Regions from separate parts of the Homo sapiens genome. Here region 1 is linked to region 2. Evidence: chromatin loops called from intact Hi-C (ENCODE). Cell type or tissue: transverse colon. All regions are shown on one strand.

Evidence for each region. Hi-C counts contacts between places; a loop is a spot of excess contacts. Peaks named below come from ENCODE experiments on the same cell type or tissue, not always from the same donor. Only the 100,000 strongest peaks of a DNase experiment are listed, where the experiment ranks them.
Region 1: a loop joins it to region 2, with 5 times the contacts of the local background. A loop is called at or near these places in 1 of 110 quality-filtered maps.

The regions. Positions count from the first base shown.
Region 1 is chrX:39,158,141-39,166,140 of GRCh38, reverse strand. No RefSeq gene overlaps it. Among named protein-coding and RNA genes, the nearest start is that of LINC01281, 170 kb to the left of the region's middle. In transverse colon, no CTCF peak of the experiment used is centred here; a DNase peak (open chromatin) is centred at 3,720; H3K4me3 peaks cover 547 bases.
Region 2 is chrX:39,092,660-39,100,659 of GRCh38, reverse strand. No RefSeq gene overlaps it. Among named protein-coding and RNA genes, the nearest start is that of LINC01281, 230 kb to the left of the region's middle. In transverse colon, no CTCF peak of the experiment used is centred here; no DNase peak of the experiment used is centred here.

The DNA of each region.
Region 1 (8,000 bases), 65 kb before region 2:
GTTTCCCCTGTCCCTTGTCATAGATATTGCTGGGTGTGCAGGCACACACCACAACCAGACACACACCCCCACATGCACACTCACTCCTGCTCACACACATACTTGCACAGGCACACTTGCTCCCACATGCATGCTCACTCCCACACACACTCACGCGCATGTTCTGGCTGTGTCCTCAGCTCTTAGATTTTGCTTCCGTTACAGCAGAGATAGGTAACGCTAATTGAGTCAGGACCTGGAGAGGTGGGGAAAGGCATGGTTCCCTCTACATCCCAATTGCTCCACCTTCATGTTCAGGCTTTAGCTGGGCTGGTGGCAGGTGGAAGTGGAGCTGGACATTTTGAAAAAGCAAGGAAGAAGGAGCAAGAGAAGGTGGGGAGGAGCAGTGAGGAGGGCTCTGGGAGACACAGTGCCTCTGCTGAGGGTTGGGGGCGGGCGCGGAGTGGGAGGTGGTAAGAGGGCAGACATCAAATTTCCCCTTGAGACCCAGCAGGAAAACATGATGTGGGGAAAGTAGAAGTTTGGGGGTCCAGCTGGCCTCCTGTGTGACCTTGAACCACAAGATTACTTAACTTCTCTACATCTCAGTTTTCCTATTTCCAAAGTGAGGATAAGGATACTTGTCTTTCACCGGTGCTGAGAGGATGAGCAATACTGTTTGTCAAGAGTCTGGCATAGAATAAGTCCTCAACAAATGGCTGCTATTGTCACTGGTGCCTGAAATAGAAGGGATCTTGGAAGCTGTCAGTTCTTGGCCTCATTCATAGGAGACCATGAAGGACATACTGGTGATATGCTTCCTTCTCTTGCAGTAAAGCCAAACCCCTCCTGACTCTTGCCAATTGTTATGTCACAGGGGCAATAGTGCAAAGAGTAGCAGTGGTTGTAGGTTACACTGGCATTCACAGGGATGGAAAAGGTGGGGAGGGCAGTGTATAAGATTAATACAGAGGTGTCTGTGTATGGGGTGACTCCCAGGACAAGTGCCAGGGAAAGAAGAAATGCACATTTTTTTCTTCCTGTTCCTGGGAAAATAGGTTTCTAGTGGGTTGGGGTGTGGCCAGAACCACCAGGCAGGACCAGAGACACAAGAACCCCCAGGCACACAGCCCACCAATGCAGGGCAAAGTTAGCGAGAAACTCCCATCTTTGTGGCCACTTTCCCCCAGGGAAATGGGGCTGTCTCCGTGGCTGCTGTCTTGAAAAAATGGTCTCAGATCATCTTCTCACCCATTCTCTGAGCCTCTTGGAGTATCTTAAATAGTAAAACACTAAGCATGAAGAGGCCATCAGTGTAGTGGTTAAGGGTCCAGATTCTGAAGCCAAACCTCCTGCATTTGAATTCTGGCACTACAACTTGCCAGCTGTGTGAGTTAAGTTCAGTGTGCCTCAGTTTCCTCATCTGTAAAATGGAGAAACTTAGCACAATGTCAGACACATGGTAAGTGCTATTGCAATATTGATTACGGTGCTTACAATTATACTCCTTATACTCCTTAGCCAGTTGTCTTGCATGGGGAAAAGTACTCAGGAGGAGAGTGGGTCAACTGTGGCCTGGTGGTCAATTGAAGCCTCACTGGAGGCTTGGTCCAACGTAAGTAATAAGTCCTAGGGAGCCTTAGTTCTAGCTCTCTCTTTCCAGCAGAGTCCCTGTTCTCCTCTTCTTGTTTCAACAGGAAATCAAAATCCTCAGTCCATGCACGCCCTCCATCCTCCTCTCCACTCCAGGTACACACTTAATAAGGAGCTTTTCCATCTGCCCTTCTGCTTCCTGGCTACAAGCATGAGCAGCTCTCCCTTGAGCCCCTGTTTCAACAAACCCTGTTTCTAGCACAGGGCAGTGCCAAGAGCACAGGGCTGGAGCCAAACGGCCTGGCTGTAGTCTTGGCTCCATCCCTTACTAGCTACTGACCCCCTAGGCAAGTCATGCAACTTGTCTGAGACTCAGTTTTCTCATCTGACAAATGCAGATAAAACAGCTTCCTACCCCAACTTCCAGGGGTTCTTTAAGAATCAGAAAAAAAAAGAATCAAACAGGAATGCTTGTGAAGGCACTCTGCAAGCTGGGAAGAACCAAGCAAGCCATACACTGTGAATCTTCATTCTCTTTCTGTCTCTACTCTGATGAGCTGCTGTTTGAAGTGAGACTTCCAACACTTCTGCTGCTTCTAGTAAAAGGTTATCTTTCTCTCTGCATCAGTCAGATATTACTATGCAAGAAACATTCCAAAACATAGTGGCTTAAAACAATAACTGTTTTTTTCTAATGAGTCTTTAGATTAGCTGTGTAGTTCTACTGATCTGAGCTGGACTTGGCTGGGCGCAACTCACTTGCGTGCCTGTGGTGAGCTGTGTGTCAGCTAGGAGGCTTTGGTGATCTGGGCTGAGCTCTCATAGATCTGAAAGCTTCAACTGGAGCAACTGAGCCAACTCAGCTCTGCTTCACTTGTCTCATTCTTCAGCAGGCTACCTTAGCCCGTTCTCATGGCAAAGGCACAAGAGCAAGAGTGAGGAAGCTCAATTATGCAAGAAGGCAGGCAGAAATGTGTGTGTGCTTCTCAAGGCCCTGTTTGTATCATATGCATATTCCCATAAATGCATGAAAGTTTTGTAGATTTCTGCAGGAAGGAATGGAACATCTCCATCACTGCTTCCAGATTTGGCCTGGAGGACTAACAGCTCTGTACTGCTTGAGCACTCTCATATATAAGCATATGCCTCCCATTTGAATAGTTCCCTCAATGCACAACTCTTGTAGAGTGCACAATCTGAACATCCTACATGGCAGTCCTGCGAGGACCTCTGACATCCCTGCCCTAGCTTCATTTTCCTACTATGTAAAATGGGGCTGATGTCTGCTTTGCCTCCTGGAGTGAATATCTGTAGAAATACCATGAGCAAATTCATATGAAGGCAATTCTTAAACTGTGAGAGCTCCAGAGTTGTATGCTCTCATTAGAGATAATAGTGGAATTTGTCGAGTAGACAAGTTTCAATCGTGGAACCAGGGAATAAAATTCAAAAGAGGGTAGAGTGTTTGCAAGGGAGTGAGGGAGTCAGGAAGGAGCCATAGCCTAGTAATAAAGAGAATCCAGGAGGGTGGGCGAAGGGGAAGCTGGGAGGGGGCACAGGGCTAGTGGCTTCCTTTGGACCAAGGCCGGCGTGATGGAGAGGAAATACTCCGGGGGGGAACACTGGGCCTGCCGCAATAAAGAGAACCTAAGGGAGTCAAGACCCCAGGCTTTGCTGCTTGTTCAAAGGGCGGCGAGTGTGGCACTGATGCTCCCAGCGCCGGGCATCGCGGCTTCCTTTTCTCTTCTCGCAGACGCGCGGGTCCGCAAAGCATTCCTCCTTTAACTATCTGGTGGCCTGGGCTGCCTGGTGGCAAGGCTGTTCCCACGAATCAAGATAAAGTGATTCCCCCACCTCCAGCCGCTCTTCTCTCCCACTCAGCTCGTGTTCTTCGCCTTCCCCCAGCGAGCGAGGCCGGCGAGCTAGACTGCCTCACCGAGGCGGCTCCCGGTACCGTCTGTGGCTCTGCTGGGACCTCTGGAAGCCCCGCGGCCCCGGCGCGCCACGTGTGGTTCCCGTACTTAAGGCCTCCCGCCAGCCCCCACCCAGCCTCCCTTCCCGCCCCAGCTGGCGCAGGAGGGCGGGTACCGCCCTTTGGAAACACCCAGCGCCCTGAGAGGGCAAGACAAGCCGCCTTCCCCGCGCCACAGGAGAATCCGCCCTGAGCTGCTCAGGACAGACCTTGGTTCATCTGTGGGCGGGGACTGGGGCAAGGGTGGCAGTCCTCTAAGGCAGGGGTAGAGGGTGAGGGGAGGAAAGTTGCAGAAAAGAAGGAAGGGAATAGGAGGATGAAAGAGAGAAGAAGGAAGGAAGGTGGTGGGGGTGGAAATGGAGGGAGCAGGAGGGAGAAAGAGAAGAGAGAAAAATGGAGTAAGATAGGGCAGAAAGGATGGGAAAGGAGAGGAAAGAAGGAAAGAGGGATGGGGAAAGGAAGGGGAAAAGGTGAGAGGGATGAGAAGGAGTGGGTGGGAAGGAGAGGGAGGAAAGAGAAAGGGGAGGAGGAGGAAGGAAGTGAGGATGCAGGGTGAAGTTGAAGGGGAGTGAGTAGAAGAGGAGACAGAGGAAGAAAAATGAAGTTGGCAGAAAGGGGCCAAGGAGAAAAGGAAGGGAAGAGGGAAGGCTATGAGAAAGAGGAGGAGGAGGAGGGGAAATGGGACCCAAGGGTTTGAAAGGAAAGGGAACAGAAAAGAAGGAGGAAGAGAGGACAGAACAGCTTTGGTTCTGCTTCTTGTCCTTTTAGACTCCAGTGCCACACTCCTCAGCGTGTGCACGCAGACACACACACACACACACACACACACAATTTCTATGAGGAACTTCGTAAAAAAGAAGCCATATAAAAGGGTGAATAAGGGAAGGAGGACCATAGAGAAAAGCCAGGTGTATAAAAGAGTTTTGAAGCAACACATCCTGTCCCTGGATTTGAGAGTGGCTGGAGACAGAAGTCCTGGCCCACTGGCAGGCTGGACAGGCGGCCAGCAGGAGAGCCAGTGGGTCCAGGTGCAAAGCCCCAGTCTGTTTATTCTGTCTCATTTAGAAGGTGCACTGTGGAAGCAGGTAGCAACCTGCCCTGATCATTAGGTACCGCATTTATGAAATGGAAATCATGTAAATGCCTGCTTTACAGGGATGTTGAAGTTAAATCAAGTTAAACAAACAAATATGCCTCTAGGAGATGCTGCTGGTCCCTCACCTGGGCTGGCACACCCATCCCCCAGCTGCTGAATGTTGGCTGACCTCTTTGCAAGATGGGAGCCCTCTTGCCCTGAAAATGCTCCAGAGGTTACTATCCTGCCCCCTGGGGCTACTGGCAGCCATTGCCTGTCAAAGGGGAAGGGGAAATACAAAAACTCATCACCTTTCCTCAAGGTAGTTAACTGTGTGGTGCTCTCACACTCCAGAGCTTCCTGCTCAATTCCTATCTTGCACTCTGTCTGTCTCTAGGGAACCGGACCTAAGACAGCCCCTTCCTGAGAATTAGTTGTCAGACAGCTGGGACCAAGGATGGGCCTAAGATTGAGGAGTGGGCCTTTTGGAAGTGGAGGGGCCACACACAGCTTTGCCCCAACCTAGATGGGCCAACTATGTGAGCTTCTGGCAGGTCCTAGGCTGTTCTGGGCTAGTCACACCTCCCCTAGGAGGATTGGAAGAGGGAGCTGGGTGGGATTCAAATGAATTTTAAAATAAGCTAGGGGGCTTTTCCCCCAGGCTATGGTTTCCTGGGACATAAGGCAGCCGTGAGCTTTTGCAAACAAGGCTGACACTGTCCCTCAAAATCCCCAAACAGCCACTGAGAAGCCTGTGGGGTGGGGAGGCAGGGAGGAGACGAGGCTGCTGATCTTAGGGACATTTGGTGATGGGGAACTTTGGGAATCATTTAAGGGATGAGAAGGAATCAGGGCACACTTGAATGGGGGAGGTGCCCGCAAAGCTTCCATTTGTGTGCAATTAGTCTAGGGATGCCCTCATTTGCATAAGGTTCATAAATTTGCATAAAATTGCTTGAGGCCCTAACCACCAGTATAGAAAATAAAATAACATGAATCAATTAGTGGGCTTCGCTGTGATTGGAGCAAGCGTGGTGTTGGGGAATCTCCTTCTCATGACTCAAACAGCCCTGGGTTGGCATGAAGGCAGCTGGAGTGCAAGACCCACAGACCAGCTAAGCTGCCTGGGAGGGGCCCTAGGAGGAAATCCCTGTCCCCACCCTGCCCATGCAGGGAGGGATGGGGCAGTCCCACAAGTGGGGACAAGTAGGTGGGCAGAGGAGATATGAAATCGGGGCCTGAGCCAGCACATGTGAGCTGCAGGTCAGGGCTGGTGGAGAAGATGTGAGAGGACCCCATGCATGACAGGAAATGTGGGGAAAAGGGAAGGGAAAGAGAAGGGAAACTCGTCATTTCAGCCCCAGTGTTTATGGAGGGCCCTTATGCCTCTGGCCTGAGCTCAATACACATTCTCTCACTCGATTCTCATGACAATCTTAGGAAACTGATGCAATTATCCCATTGTAGAGGTGAAGAAATATGACTTCAGAGCACTTACAGCTTTGCACAAGATAGCACTAGCAAATGGCAAATCTGGCCTGTCCAGCTCCAGAGGCCCATAGTAACTCCCCAGTGAGCACAGGGCCTGGCATCCAGCAGGAGTGCAGTAAATATTTATTTAATACATGACTGATGTATGTGGAGATGAGCTTTGAGGGGAGGTGAAGGTCAAACTGAGGATGCCATGGCAATTCTTAAGAGAAAACAGGTTAAAAGTGAGCTCTAAGATGCAATTCCTTTTTTTTTTTTTTTTAAAAAAAAAAAAAGCAAATCCTATCAGTCATCTTGGGAGTCTGGGAACATGTAAATAAATCATGTTTCTCCCCCATGATAATTTCTGTGAGCTGGGCTTTTGGTTCCTCTTTGGCATTTCCCCATCCTGCCCTATCTGCTTGCCCACCTTCCGAGCCCTGCCCACACTTGCCCATATGAGGAATTTTCAATTCTGGTCTGGAACCCGTGGTCCTTGGTGAGTCAGCCGTGGCCATAGCTAATGAAGAAGCTGAGGTTGTAGAGCCCAAGCTTGTTTCCCACGGCTGAAATGACATGGGCTCTTATCTTACATTCCCATCCACTAGCAAGCCTAGTGCTGCTAAATCAGCTAGTGCTGATGAATCACCAATTTCTCTCTCCATCTCTCCCTTTCTCTTTTGCATTGACCCTGCTGGTTTATAAGAACCCTCAGGATTTTTTTTTGTCTCTGCTCTCTCCCTGAACCTCCTCCTCCCCCAGAGTCATTGTTAATGAATCAAATTGCCCTTCGACTTGAATTACGGGGAAAGCAGCCTCACCCACTACTTGCGGTAGATGGGGTGGCTGCCCCCAGATCCACACTGGCCTTGTTGCAATGACTCAGAGTGGATGTTTATTTTTGAATCTCACATCCTTTATCTGAGAAAATGGACTACCGATGGGAAACAATTACCTACCACTTACCCCACAGGGCTGATGGGAGCAGATGGCACATGCGATGGAGAAGCAGCACAGTGCATTAATGTCATCAGCAACGATCACAGCCATAATGAGTCCACATCACGGGGACTGAAAACCAGAGAGAGGAAAGAGCAACAGCTGGGCACTCCTTTAGCCAGATCTGGTTGCAACCACCCAAATGGCTTGTTCCAGTTTCACTAATAGGCAGAGGGTGATGAGAGGCTACAAGGGGACCCACAGAAAACAGCCACTGCTTTCAACCCTGCTGATTATCAGGGAGCCCCTCTGCAGAGAGCACACGGCAATTCATTGTTTACCTGGATCCACTGAAAGGCTTTCTTCTGCTCTGACTAAATACAGTGTGTGTGTGTGTGTGTGTGTGTGTGTGTGTGTGTGTGTGTGTATGTGTGTGTGTGTGTGACCACACAGTGCCTCTGACAACTTTGCCCAGAAAAAATGCAGGGGACAGTCAAAGTAAGGTCTATAAAGCTAGGAGTAATGTTCAAAGATAATACATAATGGATGTGAGAAAGACTTGCAATGACACTTCATGATTTGGTGAATTTGGAAGCTGTGATATCAGGGATTGTAAAGAGAAGATGACAGGCCAATTTCTTAGCTATAGAGAGGACAAGGATGGGGACCAAGAATCCAGCCAGCATCCCTGACACTTCAGAGGGGTTCAGGTAGAAAAAAAAATCAGCCCACTGCAGCATGCCTGTTCCTTCCCCAGCTTGCACCAATACCATTACTTTGCTCCCCATCTTCTCCCATATTCCCTTTTCTTTTACCTTTTGCAAAGCCCAGAACAGCTCAAGGACGCCTTCACATTCTTTCCTTCCTTTCCAGCCCAGCCCTGCCGCGAGCTCTATACAATTGCCATGAACATTAGGGTCTTAGCATAAGATGTCCGGGATTGACAAGTTTCCAAGACAAAACTTGGCTTTG
Region 2 (8,000 bases):
GATTTAATATCCAGCATCTATGAGGAACTTAAACAAATTTACAAGAACAAAGCAAACCCCATGATAAAGTGGACAAAGGACATGAACAGACACTTTTCAAAAGAAGACATACATGTGGCCAACGAGCATATTTAAAAAAGCTCAACATCACTGATCATTCAAAAATGCAAATCAAAACCACAATGAGATAGCATCTCACACCAGTCAGAATGACTATTATGAAAAAGTCAAAAAATAACAGATGCTGGCGAGGTTATGGAGAAAAAGGAACACTTATACACTGTTGGTGGGAATGTAAATTAGCTCAACCATGTGGAAGAGAGTGTGGCAATTCCTCAAAGACCTAAAGACAGAAATACCATTTGACCTAGCAATCTTATTACTGAGTATATACCCAAAGGAATATAAATCATTCTGTTATAAAGACACATGCACATGTATGATTATTGTAGCACTATTCACAATAGCAAAGACATGGAATAAACCTAAATGCCTATCAAGGATAGACTGGATAAAGAAAAGGTGGTACATATACACCACAGAATACTATGCAGCCATAAAAAATAACAAGATTGTGTCTTTTGCAGGGACATGGATGGAGCTGCAGGCCATTATCCTTAGCAAACTAATTCAGGAACAGAAATGTAGATACTGCATGTTCTCACTTATAAGTGGAAGCTAAATGATGAGAACACATGGACACATAGAGAGGAACAATAAACACCAGGGCCTATTGGAGGGTGGAGGGTGGGAAGAGGGAGAAGATCAGGAAAAATAACTAATGGGTACTAGGCTTAATACCTGGTGAAGAAATAATCTGTACAACAAACCCCCATGACACAAGCTTACCTATGCAACAAGGTAAACTTTTCATTTCCTATATCATTGTACTTGAGATTCCTATAGACAGAATATAATTGGGTCATTTTTTAAATCTACTGTGTCTATTATTACCTTTTACTTGGTATATTTATATAAATTACATTTAAAACAATTATTGTTAGGATATACATCTGATACTTTATTGTTTTCTAGTTGTTTTGATTTTTGTTTCTTTCTTTCCCCTTTTCTGCCTTCTTCTGGTTTACTTGAATTATTTTTAGCATTGTGTCATGCTTTATATAGAGGATTTGAATATGTAGTCAGCCCTCTGTATCAGTGAATTCAATTGCTGATCAAAAATACTTGAAAAAAATAACAACATAACAATAAAAAGTCAATATAGCATAACAACTATTTACATAGCACTTACATTGCATTGGGTATTATAAATAATCTAGAGATGATTTGAAGTATATGAGAGGATGTGCATAGGTTATATTATATTATACTATGCCATGAGTGTTTTGGGGTGAGAAAATTGTACCAAAATACAATAGAGAAATAGTAAAAAAGAAACAGTTGCCCTAAAAGTGGTATAGCTTTCTAAAAGCTGATATGACAGGAAGTCATTAACTAAACAGTCATTATGATAAGTAAATATATATAATTTAAGCCAAAATCATGTTGAGATAGCTGGAGATCTGTTAATAAAGCAAGAAAACTTGGTACAACTTCACTGAGATTTCCTGAGGTCTTCCTGGGAAGAAAGGAAAAAGACAGGCTCCAGTTTGACCACATTCTTGGAGGAAAGCAATGATTCTGAGTATGCCTAGTAGATGTCACATAAATTCATTCCCACCCCAGCTCTAAGGGTTCTTAGGGAGAGAAGGACCATGAGTAAAAACCATTTTATTAAGGTTTCTAAAAGACTCAAGGTTACACACATCCATCTTTCAGACTGCAAGAAAGAGGAGAGCACTAAATTTTTCTCCTTCCTCACAGCTTGGGCTTTATCATGGGTCTGGTGCCTCCAAAATGGACCTGGCCATGGTACGGAGCAGCGGTGGCACCTGGTGGAAGATTCTGGTGCCTGATGAAAGAAAGAGAACAGCATCTCTTGGCAAGTGTGGTACATGGCATTAATGCTACAATATTTCTTTCTTCCTTGTTTCTGCACCCTTTGCCATCAAAGTGTGTACTTCTTCTTGATTCTGGGTTCAGCCATGTGATTGCTTTGGCCAATAGAATGAGCCAGAAGTGAGGGTGGGTCAGGTCCAATGAAGCAGTAATTGATTCTGACCCTTTTGCCATTGCATGAGAAATACATGCCTGGGTTAGCCATTGGTCTCACAAAGATGAGGGAAACATGGAGCACAGTTGAGACACCCAGGTAAACCCATCTTGGATTTTTAGAATCTCCAACTTAAAAGTGTAAGAAGCCCAGTCAAGGTTAGCAGAACGGTTTTTCTGAGTCCATCCTAAAGCAGCCTATGCTTATGCAATACTCTGGTTGCATAAAAAAATATAGTTGAATGCCATGGAAGTTTTTTAGTTAATTTATTATTCAGCAATAATCTGAAAATAGGTAATTGATGCCGTGAGAGAGACTCTTTCATAAGCACATGAAAACACCTTGTGGAGAATAATTTGTAGAGGGGTCCATTAACAGTGATGGCACAAGAACTAGTGAAATTTGATTCATTACCATGAAGGTGATTCCCATTAGTATTTACTATGCTGTGAGCATTGAGGATATTGTCTTTAGTGGTTGATAAAGAATTTCAAAAGACTATGGCAGGATATGCATATATATATATTATATAATATATATATGTTATATATATTATATAAAATATATATGTTATATATATTATATATATTATATAAAATATATATGTTATATATATTATATATATATTATATATAATATATACAAATAAAATATATATTATATATACATATAAAATATATATTATATATAAAATATATATTATATAATATATATTTTATATAATTATTATACATAATATATTGTATATTATATATTATATATAAAATATATATTACATATTATATATAAAATATATATTACATATTATATATAAAATATATATTATATATATTATATATTAAATATATATTATATATAAAATATATAAAATATATATTATATATTATATATAAAATATATATTATATATACGATATATATCTCATATGCACACATATATACATATATCTGTGAACATTTATCAAACTGTATGTTTAAGATTTATTGGATTTATGTAAGTTATATTTCATTTTATAAAAAATTAAAAAGAAAAATACCCTATTTCAATATAACCCATGATATCCTTTTTAACAGAAATCTAGCAAGAATAAAGGGCCTGTGCACATGTCAAATGTACTTGGCCCTGCTGACATGAGCCTCTCACTAGTCCTTGGCACCCTTATTCCAGGAGCAGGAAGGTCATGCACAGTCCTGATTTCAGAGCGAGTGCTATTCCATGGAGGAAGAGAATGGGGCTAACTCAGAAATCTATCATCATCAGCAATGGCCCCACGCTTGGACAGCCAGTCGGCATGCAGGCTGAGACAGCCAGACCTGCAAAATGAGGAATCTGTGATGCAAATAAATAATCATCAGGCTTCTTCAGCAGAGGTGCTACTCAGCAGTCCACCTGAACAGCTGTGGCTTGCTCCCAACCAGGGAGCATGTTTGTGATTTCTTTATTATGGTAATCATCCCCAATAGACTACAGAAGGAATTTAGACCTTTTTCCCCTCCAGCCTCCACACTCTTCCATTGTCCATCCATTCTCTTTCCTAAGTCTATTCACTTCCTTCTTCCCCTTTCCTTTCTCCTCTGAGGAGCTGCATTGATTACCTACAACTGGCTTATCAGTCCCAACACATTATTTTTTAAAAGTTCAATTCTGAAGCATGATGCACCCATGGCCAAATCTACTGAGGGTTAGACAACTACTCATAGCCAAGGCTGCTAAGTGCAATAGAGAGCTGACTGTGAAAAATGGTGCTTTCTGTTTTCTGCTGCACAGCACTGCACTCTGGAACTGGCAGCCTGTAATTAACTGCCGAGTTGCCTTCTATCAAACTGCAGCAGGAGGGAAAAAATCTCTAGAGATAGCAATAATGGAATAGAAAGAACACTGGGCTCTATCTCTGATAATCAGAGTGTGAATCTTGGTCTTGATTTAGTAGATGTGGAACATTAGGCCCTGCCTACTCAAAGTGTGGTACATGGACCAGCAGCATCAGTGTCCCATGGAGAATTTCAGGACTCAGCCCAAACCTACTGCATTCAAATCTGCATTTTAGCCAGATCTCCAAATGAAATATGAGGAATACTGAATTAGGGAAATCACTGGGTCTTATTTTCCACATTTGAGTTAATATATAGAGAGAAATTAGAACAGTGTCTAGTATAGAGCAAGTGCTATCTAAGTGGTGCCAATAACATGGTTATAATTAGAATATTGTTCCACTTCACCCCCCCAATTTTTTATTGTGGAAAAAACACATGAAATTTATCATCTTAATCATTGCAAATGTGCAGTTCATTGGTATTTAAATACATTGAGGATGTCATGCAGACATCACCACCATCCATCCGCAGAACTCTTTGCATCTCGTAAGACTGAAATTCTATGCCCGTTAAATGCTAACTCTTCATTTCCCATTCTTCCCAGCCCCTGGAAACCACGATTCTACTTTCTGTCTCAGTGATTTTGACTACTCTAGGTACCTCATATAAGTGAAATTATATTGTACTTGCCTTTTTGTGACTGGCTTATTTCATTTTGCAAAATGTCCTCAAGATACATCAATGTTGTAGCATGTTGCAGAATTTCCATTCCTTTTAAGGCTGAATAATATTCCACTGTATGCATATACCACATTTTGCTTATCGGTTCATCCATCAATAGACACTTGGGTTGCTTCCATGTTTTAGCTATTGTGAATAATGCTGCTATCAGCATGAGTGTACAAATAGATCTTCAAGACCCTGCTTTCAATTCTTTTGAGTATGTACCCAGAAATAAAATTGCTGGATCATATGGTAATTCTATTTCTAATTTTTTGAGGAACCACCATACTCTTATACACTGGCTATACTGTTTTATATTCCCACTAACAGTGCATAAGGGATCCCGTTTCTCCATATACTCAACAACACTTGTTATTTTCTGTTGTTGTTGTAGTAGCCATCCTAATGGATTTGAGGTGGTATACCATTGTAGTTTTTTGTTTCGTTTTGCTTGTTTTATTATACTTTAAGTTCTGAATACATGTGCAAAACGTGCAGGTTTGTTACATAGGTCTACACATGCCATGGTGGTTTGCTGCATCCATCAACCCATCACCTACATCAGGTATTTCTCTTAATGCTATCCCTTCCCTAGCACCCCACCCCGACAGGCCCCAGTGTGTGATGCTCCCCTCCCTGTGTCCATTGTTCAACTCCCACTTATGAATGAGAACATGCAGTGTTTGGTTTTCAGTTCCTGTGTTAGTTTGCTGAAAATGATGGCTTCCAGCTTCATCTATGTCCCTGCAAAGGACATGAACTCATCCTTTTTTATGGCTGTATAGTATTCCATGGTGTATATGTGCCACATTTTCTTTATCCAGTCTATCATTGATGGGCATTTGGGTTGGTTCCAAGTCTTTGCTATTGTGAACAGTGCTGCAATAAACATACGTGTGCATGTGTCTTTATAGTAGAATGATTTATAATTCTTTGGGTATATACCCAGTAATTGGATCGCTGGGTCAGATGGTATTTCTGGTCACAGAATCGTCACACTGTTTTCCACAATTGTTGAACAAATTTACACTCCCACCAACAGTGTAAAAGCGTTTCTATTTCTCCACATCCTCTGCAGCATTTGTTTTTTCCTGATTTTTTAATGATTGCCATTCTAACTGGTGTGAGATGGTATCTCATTGTGGTTTTGATTTGCATTTCTCTAATGACCAGTGATGATGAGCTTTTTTCATATGTTTGTTGGCCGCATAAATGTCTTCTTTTGAGAAGTGTCTGTACATACCGTTTGCCCACTTTTTGATGGGGTTGTTCAATTTTTTCTTGTAAATTTGTTTAAGTTCTTTGTAGATTCTGGATATTAGCCCTTTGTCAGATGGATAGATTGAAAAAATTTTCTCTCATTTTGTAGGTTGCCTGTTCACTCTGGTGATAGTTTCTTTTGCCGTGCAGAAGCTCTTTAGTTTAATTAGATCCCATTTGTCAATTTTGGCTTTTCTTGCCATTGCTTTTGGTGTTTGACTCATGAAGTCTTTGCCCATGCCTATGTCCTGAATGGTATTGCCTAGGTTTTCTTCTAGTATTTTTATGGTTTTAGGTCTTACGTTTAAGTCTTTAATCCATCTTGCATTAATTTTTGTATAAGGTGTAAGAAAGGGGTCCAGTTTCAGTTTTCTGCATATGGCTAGCCAGTTTTCCCAACACCATTTATTAAATAGGGATTCCTTTCCCCATTTCTTGTTTTTATCAGCTTTGTCAAGGATCAGATGTTTGCAGATGTGTGGCGTTATTTCTGAGGCCTCTTTTCTGTTCCTTTGGTCTACATATCTGTCTTGGTACCAGTACCATGCTGTTTTGGCTACTGTAGCCTTGTAGCATAGTTTGAAGTCAGGTGGCCTGATGCCTCCAGCTTTGTTCTTTTTGCTTAGGATTGTCTTGCCTCTATGGGCTCTTTTTTGGTTCTATATGAAATTTAAAGTAGTTTTTTCTAATTGTGTGAAGAAAGTCAATGGTAGTTTGATAGGGATAGCATTGAATCTATAAATTACATTGGGCAGTATGGCCATTTTCACAACATTGATTCTTCCTATCAATGAGCATGGAATGTTTTTCCATTTGTTTGGGTCCTCTCTTATTTCCTTGAGCAGTGGTTTGTAGCTCTCCTTGAAGAGGTCCTTCACATCCCTTGTGAGTTGTATTCCTAGATATTTTATTCTCTTTGTAGCAATTGTGAATGGGAGTTCACTCATGATTTTGCTCTCTGTTTGTCTATTATTGGTGTACAGCAATGCTTGTGATTTTTACACATCGATTTTGTATCCTGAGACTTTGCTGAATTTGCTTATCAGCTTAAGGAGATTTTGGGCCGAGACAATGGTGTTTTCTAAATGTACAGTCATGTCATCTGCAGAGACAATTTGACCTCTTTTCTTACTGTTTGAATACCTTTTATTTCTTTCTCTTGCCTGATTACCCTGGCGAGAACTTCCAATACTATGTTGAATAGGAGTGGTGAGAGAGGGCATCCTTGTCTTGTGCTGGTTTTCAAAGGGAATGCTTCCAGCTTTTGCCCATTCAGTATGATATTGGCTGTGGGTTTGTCATAAATAGCTCTTATTATTTTGAGAAACGTTCCATCAATACCTAGTTTTTTTTTTTTTTTTTTTTTGAGACGGAGTCTTGCTCTGTCGCCCAGGCTGGAGTGCAGTGGTGGGATCTCGGCTCACTGCAAGCTCCGCCTCCCGGGTTCACGCCATTCTCCTGCCTCAGCCTCCCAAGTAGCTGGGACTACAGGCGCCCGCCACTACGCCTGGCTAATTTTTTTGTATTTTTAGTAGAGACGGGGTTTCACCGTTTTAGCCGGGATGGTCTCGATCTCCTGACCTCGTGATCCGCCCGCCTCGGCCTCCCAAAGTGCTGGGATTACAGGCGTGAGCCACCGTGCCTGGCCAATACCTAGTTTTTTGAGAGTTTTTAGCCTGAAGGGGTGTTGAATTTTGTCGAAGGCCTTTTCTGCATCTATTGAGATAATAATGTGGTTTTTGTCATTGCTTCTGTTTATGTGATGGATTACATTTATTGACTTGTATATGTTGAACCAGCCTTGCATCCCAGGGATGAAGCTGACTTGATCATGGTGGATAAGCTTTTTGATGTGCTGCTGGATTCGCTTTGCCAGTATTTTATTGAGGATTTTCGCATCGATGTTCATCAGGGATATTGGCCTGAATTTTTTGTTGTTGTTTTTGTGTCTTTGCCAGGTTTTGGTATCAGGATGATGCTGGCCTCATAAAATAAGTTAGGAAGAAGTCCTTCTTTTTCTATTGTTTAGAATAGTTTCAGAAGGAATGGTACCAGTTCCTCTTTGCACCTCTGGTAGAATTTGGCTGTTA